Regions from separate parts of the Homo sapiens genome. Here region 1 is linked to region 2. A link is an interaction called in ENCODE POLR2A ChIA-PET data of the cell type or tissue named here. Cell type or tissue: GM12878. All regions are shown on one strand.

Evidence for each region. Peaks named below come from ENCODE experiments on the same cell type or tissue, not always from the same donor. Only the 100,000 strongest peaks of a DNase experiment are listed, where the experiment ranks them.
Region 1: POLR2A ChIA-PET joins it to region 2 with 5 read pairs; 3 of 35 experiments call an interaction of 5 or more read pairs at or near these places.

What each region holds. Positions count from the first base shown.
Region 1 is chr12:123,722,252-123,727,251 of GRCh38, forward strand. ATP6V0A2 (ATPase H+ transporting V0 subunit a2) reads left to right here. Exons shown (of 20, transcript NM_012463.4): 3 at 100-197; 4 at 2,403-2,540; 5 at 3,946-4,034. LOC105370042 (a long non-coding RNA gene) reads right to left here and starts at 839. Exons shown (of 3, transcript XR_945477.4): 1 at 759-839. In GM12878, no CTCF peak of the experiment used is centred here; no DNase peak of the experiment used is centred here; H3K27ac peaks cover 635 bases.
Region 2 is chr12:123,849,020-123,854,019 of GRCh38, forward strand. DNAH10 (dynein axonemal heavy chain 10) reads left to right here. Exons shown (of 79, transcript NM_001372106.1): 35 at 1,869-2,057; 36 at 4,187-4,333. Among named protein-coding and RNA genes, the nearest start is that of DNAH10OS, 83 kb to the right of the region's middle. In GM12878, no CTCF peak of the experiment used is centred here; no DNase peak of the experiment used is centred here.

The DNA.
Region 1 (5,000 bases), 130 kb before region 2:
TTTTAGATGGCTTGGGAAACATTGGGCTTTAAAATGTTTCTGACTGAAATGTATTATAGTACATTTTAGTATCTAATTGTTTAACTTTTATTTTCACAGTGTATTTGGTACAGGAAATTAATAGAGCTGATATTCCCCTTCCTGAAGGAGAGGCCAGCCCTCCTGCGCCACCCCTGAAACAGGTTCTAGAAATGCAGGTAACTTGCTTCTGACGAAGCTGGTTGCAGCCATTGATCTTGGGGGCTGCTTACTTACTTATTTCATGTTGTCTAATGCTTTTCTGCCTTTCTTCTCAAAACTATGGAAGATGGTGATCTCTCTAGGCAGAGAGATTAAAGACCGCTATTATGATTAACCCTCAGTAATAGATTATCTGTGTTAAATTTTAACAGTAATTCAGTTTTCTTTTACAGTGTAAGGCATATGCTTCCTTTCCAGGTGGTGGTGAACAGAGGCAACAAGAATCAGGCCATCAAGCCTGATTGATGGATCAGAACAGTTCATGATCCTGTACTGTTTCAGAAAGCTCATCCCAGGGTCACCCATGCCTTAGCTGCCTCTTCTTGTGCAAGGAATTGAGGCTTCGGTGTTGTGCCTTCACAGTCCTCCCACATTTACCCTGGCCCTTCCCCTCTAAATTTTGGAAGCTGGTATGCAGTCCATGGGTTGTCTCGGGTGGGCAGCAAGCAGCGTTCTGTCACCCTGAGTTCCCTGGCTGGTGTGCTGGGGATACATGTGTCCCCGGTGAGAACACTCACCTGTGCTGCTTATTAGCATCCTCGGTGAATTCGTTCCTCACCCTGTGAAGTAGGCTGGAGCTCTTGATAACTCTTCTAAAACAATTATCGTTGTGTAACTGAAGCCATTCAGTTGCGGGCTCCTCTGTTTGTTTATTCGGGAGGAAGTCTTTCATTACTTGGTGCAGGAGACTCCAGAGAGAACTCTCCAACCAGATGAGTAACAGCAGTCATCTGGATTGGCCTGTTCGATGGGTCGCTTGTGATGTAATTACAAACATAGTGATGACTGTGTACAGTGCTTGTAAGGCAAAGCAGAAGTAATGAATATAGTATATTAAGTGATTTGTTTGAATACAAGTTTTCATTGACTCAATGATTTGCCTTACGGATTTTTGCTTCTGTTATTTTAATACTTAAGTATTTTTAAGGATGTTTAGTATGTAACTAATTATTAAAGATTCTCATGAATTTTTTTTTTTTTTTGAGACAGAGTCTTGCTCTGTCGCCCAGGCTAGAGTGCATGTAGTGGTGCGATCTCGGCTCACTGCAGCCTGTGCCTCCCGGGTTCAAGCAATTCTCCTGCCTCAGCCTCCCAAGTAGCTGGGATTATAGGCACGTGCCACCATGCCTGGCTAATTTTTGTATTTTTAGTAGAGATGGGGTTTTACCATCTTGGCCAGGCTGGTCTCGAACTCCTGACCTCGTGATCCACCCACCTTGGCTTCCCAAAGTGCTGGGATTACAGGCGTGAGCCACCACGCCTGGCCAATTGTCATGAATTTTTATCCTCAATTAATTGTGTAAATGTGAGTGCATAGTAACTCATATGCTAGAGACTAGGAAAATAAGTTAGAAAAGATTATCTAAATATATTCTGTGTTGCAAAAAAAGGAAATGTAGACTTAAAGAGGAAGAGTCTTTGATGTGTGATATGAATAAGCAGACAAAGGAAATCCGAGAAATGACAGCACCTGTGGTTAGAGACGAGGGCCAGTCTTGGGGGTCTCACGCTCATCACAGCCTTCGGAATGTTTTAGCTAATATGTGGTGTGAACTTCACAGAAATTACCTGAATTAATATGAAACAATAAATGAGCCTATTTATTTATTTACTTTGAGAAGGAGTCTTGCTCTGTCACCCAAGCTGGAGTGCAGTGACACGATCTTGGCTCACTGCAACCTCCATCTCCTGGGTTCACGTGATTCTTCTGCCTCAGCCTCCTGAGTAGCTGGGATTACAGGCACATGCCACCATGCCCAGCTAATTTTTTTGTATTCTTAGTAGAGACAGGGAGGCCGAGGCGGGTGGATTACCTGAGGTCAAGAGTTCAAGACCAGCCTGGCCAACATGGTGAAACCTCGTCTCTACTAACAATACAAAAAAAAATTAGCTGGGCGTGGTGATGCGCACCTGTAGTCCCAGCTACTCGGGGAGGCTGAGGCAAGAGAATCGCTTGAACCCAGGAGGTGGAGGTTGCAGTGAGCCGAGATCATGCCACTGCACTCCAGCCTGGGCGACAGAGGGAGACTCCATCTCAAAAAAAAAAAAAAGAAAAAAACAAAACAAAAAAACCCACTGTTTTTGGTATACTGCATGAAGATTATTGGAATTACACTTGGAACTAATTACTACCCTCTTAAGTAACCATTGTTTTGTTTTAGGAGCAGTTGCAGAAGCTCGAGGTTGAACTGAGAGAAGTCACTAAGAACAAGGAGAAACTGAGGAAAAACTTGCTGGAACTGATAGAGTACACTCACATGCTGAGAGTGACAAAGACCTTTGTGAAACGCAATGTTGAGGTACTGAACAGCTCGTGAGGAAATACAGCTGTTTTTATAAACAGCTTTTTATAAAAATCTCATTCCCATAGGCTGTGTATTTTGCTATTAGTTCATATAGATATGTTGCTTCTTTTAAGAGATTAAATTTATTTATTTATTTAATTTTATATTTTGTTTTTGAGACGGAATTTTGCTCTTGTTGCCCAGGCTAGAGTGCAGTGGCACAATCTCGGCTCACTGCACCCTCCGCCTTCCGGGTTCAAGAGATTGTCCTGCCTCAGCCTCTCGAATAGCTGGGATTACAGGCGCCCGCCACCACGCCTGTAATTTTTTGTATTTTTAGTAGAGATGGGGTTTCACCATGTTGGCCAGGCTGGTATCAAACTCCAGACCCAGTTGATCCACCTTCCTCGGCCTTCCAAAGTGCTGGGATTACAGGAGTGAGCTACCGCGCCCAGATTTAAGAGATTAAATTTAAACCTTGGTTTTATTTTTCAGTTGGATTATATGACTTTAAATAAAGTTTTAAGAGCCATTTCCTGTGTTGGTTGTTTTCAGCAATTACAATACTAAATATTTATAAGATGGTTTAGTTTGTGGTTGAAAAAAATTTTTATGAGCATGAGAAAAAAATTGAATGAAGGATGTTGAACTCTAAAATTTACTTTTTCCAAATTGCTAAGTAAAGGAAGTAAAAGAATAATCTATAATTTCTAAGACTAGGTCAGACACAGTGGCTTACACCTGTAATCCCAGCACTTTGGGAGGCCAAAGCTGGAGGATGGCTTGAGCCCAGGAGTTCAAGACCAGCCTGAACATAGTGAGAATTAATATGAGACCTTGTCTATACAAAAAATAAAAAATTAGCTGAGCGTGGTGGTGCATACTTGTAGTCCCAGCTACCAAGGAGGCTGAGGTGAGAGGATCATTTGAGCCCAGAAGTTTGAGGCTGCAGTGAGCTATGATTGCGCCACTGCACTCCAGCCTGGGCGACAGAGTGAGACCCTGTACCCTGTATCTAAAAAAAAAAAAAAAGAAAAAAAATTATAAGAATAAAGAATAGTCCATGTAGTAGCACCTTATGGAGCTAAGTATAGAAGAGACAAGTGCATCTGTTCCAAACTTAGTTTCACTTGATATGATAGTGACCTTTGATAAAGTTACTCTATCTTGGATGAAGGCAATGAACTAAATTATAACTGTCTTTTATGTAAATGTCTTCAATTGGCTTACAAATAAAGGATGGGGAAGTTATCTTTTCATTTATGAGGATTGAGTTATAAATCTAAGTTACCTCAGAAGTCTTTGCACCCAGATCTAAGTAGTTAGTTAGGATGCCCTATAAACTTGTTTGAAAATTTGACATGAGAAATAAAGTGTCACTTTTAATGAGACACACTTGGTTTCATATGTTTATTTCTAGTTTGAACCCACTTATGAAGAATTCCCTTCCTTAGAGAGTGATTCTTTGTTGGATTACAGCTGTATGCAGAGGCTGGGAGCAAAACTGGGGTAGGTGACAAGGCCTGGGGTGTCAGGCTTCATACTGCCCTTCTTGTAAAAGGCAGATGAGCTCCATAGAAGGGATGAATGGAGACCATTTTAAAGCCTAGGGTTGAATGAAACATAGTGAATATTTGTTTAAGAAACACTGTATTCCTGTACTTGTTGAGCTGAATTACTCAGCTGTATTGACTTTTTTACTCAACACAATGGAAATTTCTTTTGGTATAATGAGCTAGAAAGAAACAACATTTACGTGATTCAGTGTTACTTCTATAAGCCTAAAACAATTGGTCATTCAGGCATCAAATCCTGTCTAGTAGAAACTTGGTGGCTAAACCGAGTTGGTTAGTTTTTTTATTAATCATATTTTAAAGATCTCCTGCTGCTGTTTATTCTTGCTGCCTACTGAAACTAGTGGTAATTTGTTTCCTCGTGCGATTTGTGATTTTTAAAATTATTATGAACTCATATTTCACAGTTCCTGATCTGAAGGAATTCAGTGATATTTAGTTTGAGGATGTTTTCCTCCAGAGAGAATTTGTTTTGACATTTGTCAGGTACCTGGGAGTGCTCTGTCAACCTGGAATCATTTATATTTTTCTCAGCATTGAGATTTTTTTGTTGATTTGTTTTTTGACTGTGCCAGGAATGTGAATTTAAGCCTCAAACCTGAGTGAATTTTAACCTGTGGTTATAAATTCTTAGGGAAGACTTCTCCCTCCATCTAGAACCAAAATAGAAATAAACAAGTTTACATGCAGGCTCCAGGCTCCTTTGCAAGGTAGATTTTTTTTCTGGTCCATCCCTTCACTGAGGGTGTAGCTCTTTGTGCATGGAGCAGTCCCAGCTGGAGAGGTGAGTCAGTTGTATCTGCTCACCTTATCTAGACCCAGTGCCTGGCTCCTGCATCCCATGCTGGCCTTAAACTCAAGTTCTTAAGATACGGGGTTCAGTGTAATAATCAGGACAGCT
Region 2 (5,000 bases):
CAATTGAGATGATTGGGTTTCCAAAATTATCATCATTGATGATAAGGTTTGTAATAGTCCAAGGACTTCACACTGACTCCAGACACAGAACCAATAGTTATGAATGGGCGTGGGGCAGAGTTCTCAAATAAGTGATGTGCAGGGTCCCCTAGAAAGGAAACAATATTCTTGGCGACTTCCCAAGTTTGAGAAAACCTGACTTAGAAAGCGAATGTTCCTTGCAATCATTATCACAGTGAACAAGAAATTTTGCCTTCATACCTTGTGAAGTTACGGCATCATAACAAGCAGGATTTGCAAGGTTATCAAAGTGAGAAGGCAGAATTTTAAAACAATTGTTGAGAATTCACCAATTTCTCTCTGCCAAAGAATATGTTTGCAGACTTGAGTTTGAGAAGTCTGCATTAAATTACACCAGATTAAGCTGGATCCAAATTTGGAGAAACATGATCTTATTATGTAATCTAGGTGGCCCAGAAGGGGATTCTCTGAAAACACAGGACCAGCGTGGGTGGGCCATTTCCCTACACCGGGGTCTTCTGGGTCCCTTGCTGTCCTTCTGCCTCTGTCCTCCCCCCTCCATGCCCTGCACACTTGTCACTAAGCCACTTGCTCCACAGTCATACCATGCCTTGTGACACCACATGTGTCCCCATCTGAGTGGAATTGTCCCTTCTTCCCTTCACTGGAAAACTCCTATACATCCTTTAGAGCCCCATTCCAGGATGAAAATTCAGCTTGAGCTGGTGGCCCTGTCATCTCACATGCGTCCTCCTCAGATCTTGGCAGGGCTCACTGTTAAGAGATTGTGTCAGCTGGAGACTGTTCAATATTTTCAGGATTCCAGTAAAGGGTCTGGATAGATTTCCCTTTGATGAGTTCTTTTGAGGGATTTTTGGGGCTGAGCTGACTGCTCCCGAGAGAGGGAATTAACCTGCAATGTATATAGATTTCCAGAAGCTGTGTTTCTCAGAGCCAGGAGGCAGCAGCTATCTGCTCTTCCCCCTGGGCCATCTGGGCCATCTGGGCCTCTTGTGGGATACTGAGGCTAGGGATGGTCTCAGGGCCGACCTATGAGTCAAGGCAGTGGCCTTGTTTTGGGGGAGGCTGGCTGTCTTCCGGGCTGCCCTCTCGTTGGTGATGCAGACTGTGCCTCCTAACAACAAAAATTTTCTGTCCTCTGCCTGGCTGGTGGACAATCAAAAAAAATAAAATAGAAAACTTCACCGAGAGACGACCGGACTCAACCTTCAGCTAAAAAGGCTAAGAATATAGGGATTTCCGTGGTTTGTTGGTACCTGGGGCAACCAGAGGAATGAAGACTGGTTTCTTGAGGGGTTTGAGGTGGGATTCTTTAGGCAGGAGTGACTGCATGAAGTCCAGGCACCCGCAGAAGGTGCAAAGCCAGGTGAGAGGAATGGAAGCCGGCGCTGTGTGAGGTGGTGGGCTGGGCGCTCCCAACCTGGGCTGTCTCCTTTCATCGCCACAGCCGTGCCACGAGGTGGGTTGCATTTCTGTTGTGCAGAAAAATAAACTGAGACTCAGAGAGGTTAAGTGACCTGCTGAGGGTCACACAGCTTCTTGTATCAGCCCCAGACTCTGTGCTTCGCCAACCTGGGCCCCTTCTCCAAGGTAGTGCCCTGGGTTCAGGTCTGAGTTTGGGGTTCCACTGAGACCTGCCCTCCCCAAGGCCTTCAGCGAGGGGGGCCCTGCATTGAACACCGGGGAGGGAAAAAGAGACAAGTGGTGTTGTCAGCCTCATACCATGAAAATGAATCGCCACGCAGCTCGCCGCAGGCCCCCTTTCCAAGGGGCTGGCCGGCCGGGCCACCTAACTGCTTCTTTCTTTCTTCCTTCTTGCCCTCCAGTTTGAAGGGCAGGAGATTTCCCTGGACTCCCGCATGGGCATCTTCATCACCATGAACCCCGGCTACGCAGGCCGCACGGAGCTGCCCGAGTCGGTGAAGGCGCTGTTCAGGCCTGTGGTCGTGATCGTGCCCGACCTGCAGCAGATCTGTGAGATCATGCTCTTCTCTGAGGGCTTCCTGGAGGCCAAGGTGGGGGGCCTTGGCAGCGCCAGGTCGTGCAGTGCAGACTTCACCCGGGTCTGCTTCCAGACTGGGGACCTAGGACGCGTTAGCTCCGTGTGGCTCTTCCAGACGGGACCTAGGATGTGTCAGCTCCATGTGGCTCTTCCAGATGGGACCTAGGATGTGTTAGCTCCGTGTGGCTCTTCCAGACGGGACCTAGGATGTGTTAGTTCCATGTGGGTCTTCCAGACTGGGGACCTAGGATGTGTTAGCTCCATGTGGCTCTTCCAGACTGGGGACCTAGGATGTGTCAGCTCCATGTGGCTCTTCCAGACTGGGGACCTAGGATGTGTCAGCTCCGTGTGGCTCTTTGATTTTTGTTTTTTTTTTCTGCTGTGTCTCTCTTCTTCCTCCCCCACCTCTTTTTAAATTATAACTTTTAATTTTGGAATAATGTAAGATGCACAAGAGGTTGCAACAATAGTAGCACGGACTTTCCAGGTGCCCCTTCCCCATGAGAACATCTCACATAGCCACAGTCCATTGCCCAAACCAGGGAGTTGGTGTTGGCACAAGTGCCATTAACTCAGGTGTAGACGTTGTGTGGATTTCACCAGGTTTCACATTCTCTCTATGGCGTGTGCGTGTAGTTAGTTCTATGACGTTTTATCACATGTGGATGGGAGTGGCCGTCACCACATCAGGATACAGAACTATTCCATCACCACGACCACAAAGAAGAGAGACAGGGTCTTACTCTGTCACCCAGGCTGGAGTGCAGTGGTGGGATCACAGCTCACTGCAGCCTCAAACTCCTGGGCTCAAGTGATCTTCCTGCCTCAGCCTCCTGAGTATTTGGGACCACAGGCAGATGCCATCACACCTGGCTAATCTTGCTTATTTTTTGTAGAGACAGGGTCTCTACAGCCCAGGCTGGTCTCGAACTTCTGGGCTCCAGTAATCCTCCCACCTCAGCCTCCCGAGTAGCTGGGACTACAGGTTGTGCCACTGCACCCAGCCTCATGTTACTGCTTACTAGACACATTCTCCCCTCAACCCTAACTCCTGCAACCCCTGATCTATTCTTCAGTCAGTGTAATTTTGTCACTTTGAGAATGTTCTCTACCTGGAGACATGTAGTATGGAACCCTTTGAGACGGGCTTCTTTCACTCAGCACAATGCCTTTGAGAATATGTAGATTCAAAAACAACTTTATGGATAACTTTTATCCTCTTTTAAGCTATCTATAAAATGTACATACGTAAGATCTTTCCAGAAGCTCTGGAAAAGTTACAAAATAGAGAATACTTTTAACATAGAGGGTTGTCACATTGCGTTTCTGCAATATGTCTTTTATTGAAAGCTCTTGGTGCCTATTACCGTGTCAGGATTTTGAGTTGGCACGATGAGATCTCTTGTTCCTAGTTTTCACGACTAAAATTGCCACACTTGCCTTAGAGACCTGTGGGTTTTGAACCCTTGCCATAGATGAGGTGGCTGACTTGTCCTCAAAGACATTTACAGCCTTTTTTTTTTTTTTGAGATGGAATCTTGCTCTGTCACCCAGGTTGGAGTGCAGTGGTGTGATCTCAGCTCACTGCAACCTCTGTCTCCCAGGTTCAAGCGGATTCTCCTGCCTCAGCCTCCCAAGTAGCTGGGATTATAGGCATGCGCCACCACGCCTGGCTAATTTTTATATTTTTAGTAGAGACAGGGTTTCACCATGTTGGCTAGGCTGGTCTTGAACTCTTGACCTCAGGTGATCCACCCACCTTGGCGTCCCAAAGTGCTGGGATTACAGGCATGAACAACTATGCTTGGCCCAGTTACAGCCTTAATAATAGGTTTAGGTCAAAATAAAGAAGCAATGTATTTCTGGAGTGTGATTCCTACAGATGGTTCTGTTCTTTAAATTAAGATAGTGAAGATTTTGGTAACACAGATGTTTCTTCAAATTAGTTCCCAATTTGCCATATTTAAAAATGAAGGACCCACCCTGGTATTTCTGGAAGTTAGAGATGGAATTTGCTTATTTGTAGAGCAGCTGCACTGGAACACCTGCCCCCGTTTTCTTGCATTTGTAGAATGATGCTCCATTGCTTTTGAATCATTTTCTTTTTTCTTTTTTTTTGTATTATTATCTTCTATCAAAAAGACTCTGGCGAAAAAGATGACGGTTCTGTATAAGCTGGCCCGGGAGCAGCTGTCCAAGCAGTATCACTATGATTTTGGACTCAGAGCCCTGAAATCGGTGCTGGTCATGGCTGGTGAGCTGAAGAGAGGCTCCTCTGACCTTAGGGAGGTAGGGGCCACGTGCTGGAACATTCTCTGGTTTCAGCTGCTTCAGGCATTTACTACGTGCCATTGGGGAGGTGATGGGCACAGTATGGTATCACCTGAAAGGTTTAAGTCTTAGCTGCCTCTTCACCCCGCGGTCTGGCCTTACTTTGGCCTCTTACCTGTTGTATCGTTTGCTTGTAATTACACTTAGTACCTTAAGGTCAAGTGCAATGTCTTCGCTCCAATAGCAACATTTATGATGCTTCCATAGTAATAATCTGTAGTCTCAGGATGGGTGTGGCGGAAGGGTGGGGACTAACAAAATTCTCATGAAAGCATGAAGGTGAGTTGTTATTTTCTCTTTGAAACAAAAGAGGGGAACAATTGTGTTTTTTTTACATGGACTTTAAATAAAAGGTTTAGTCAATGTTCTGTGGGCAACAGGCTTACCTGTTTCTCTAGTGACTGTACTCAATGTTGCACGCACACACGCACGCACACACACGCACACGCACGGACACACGCACGCGCACACACACACGGATACATGCACGCGCACACACGTACGCACGCACATGTACACATACGCACACGCACGCACACGCACACGCACACACACACACATTTGGGTAGTAAAAAAAAAACAGCCGTGAGTGCAGTGATAGAAGCCTGTTTGTGTCCATAGGAGG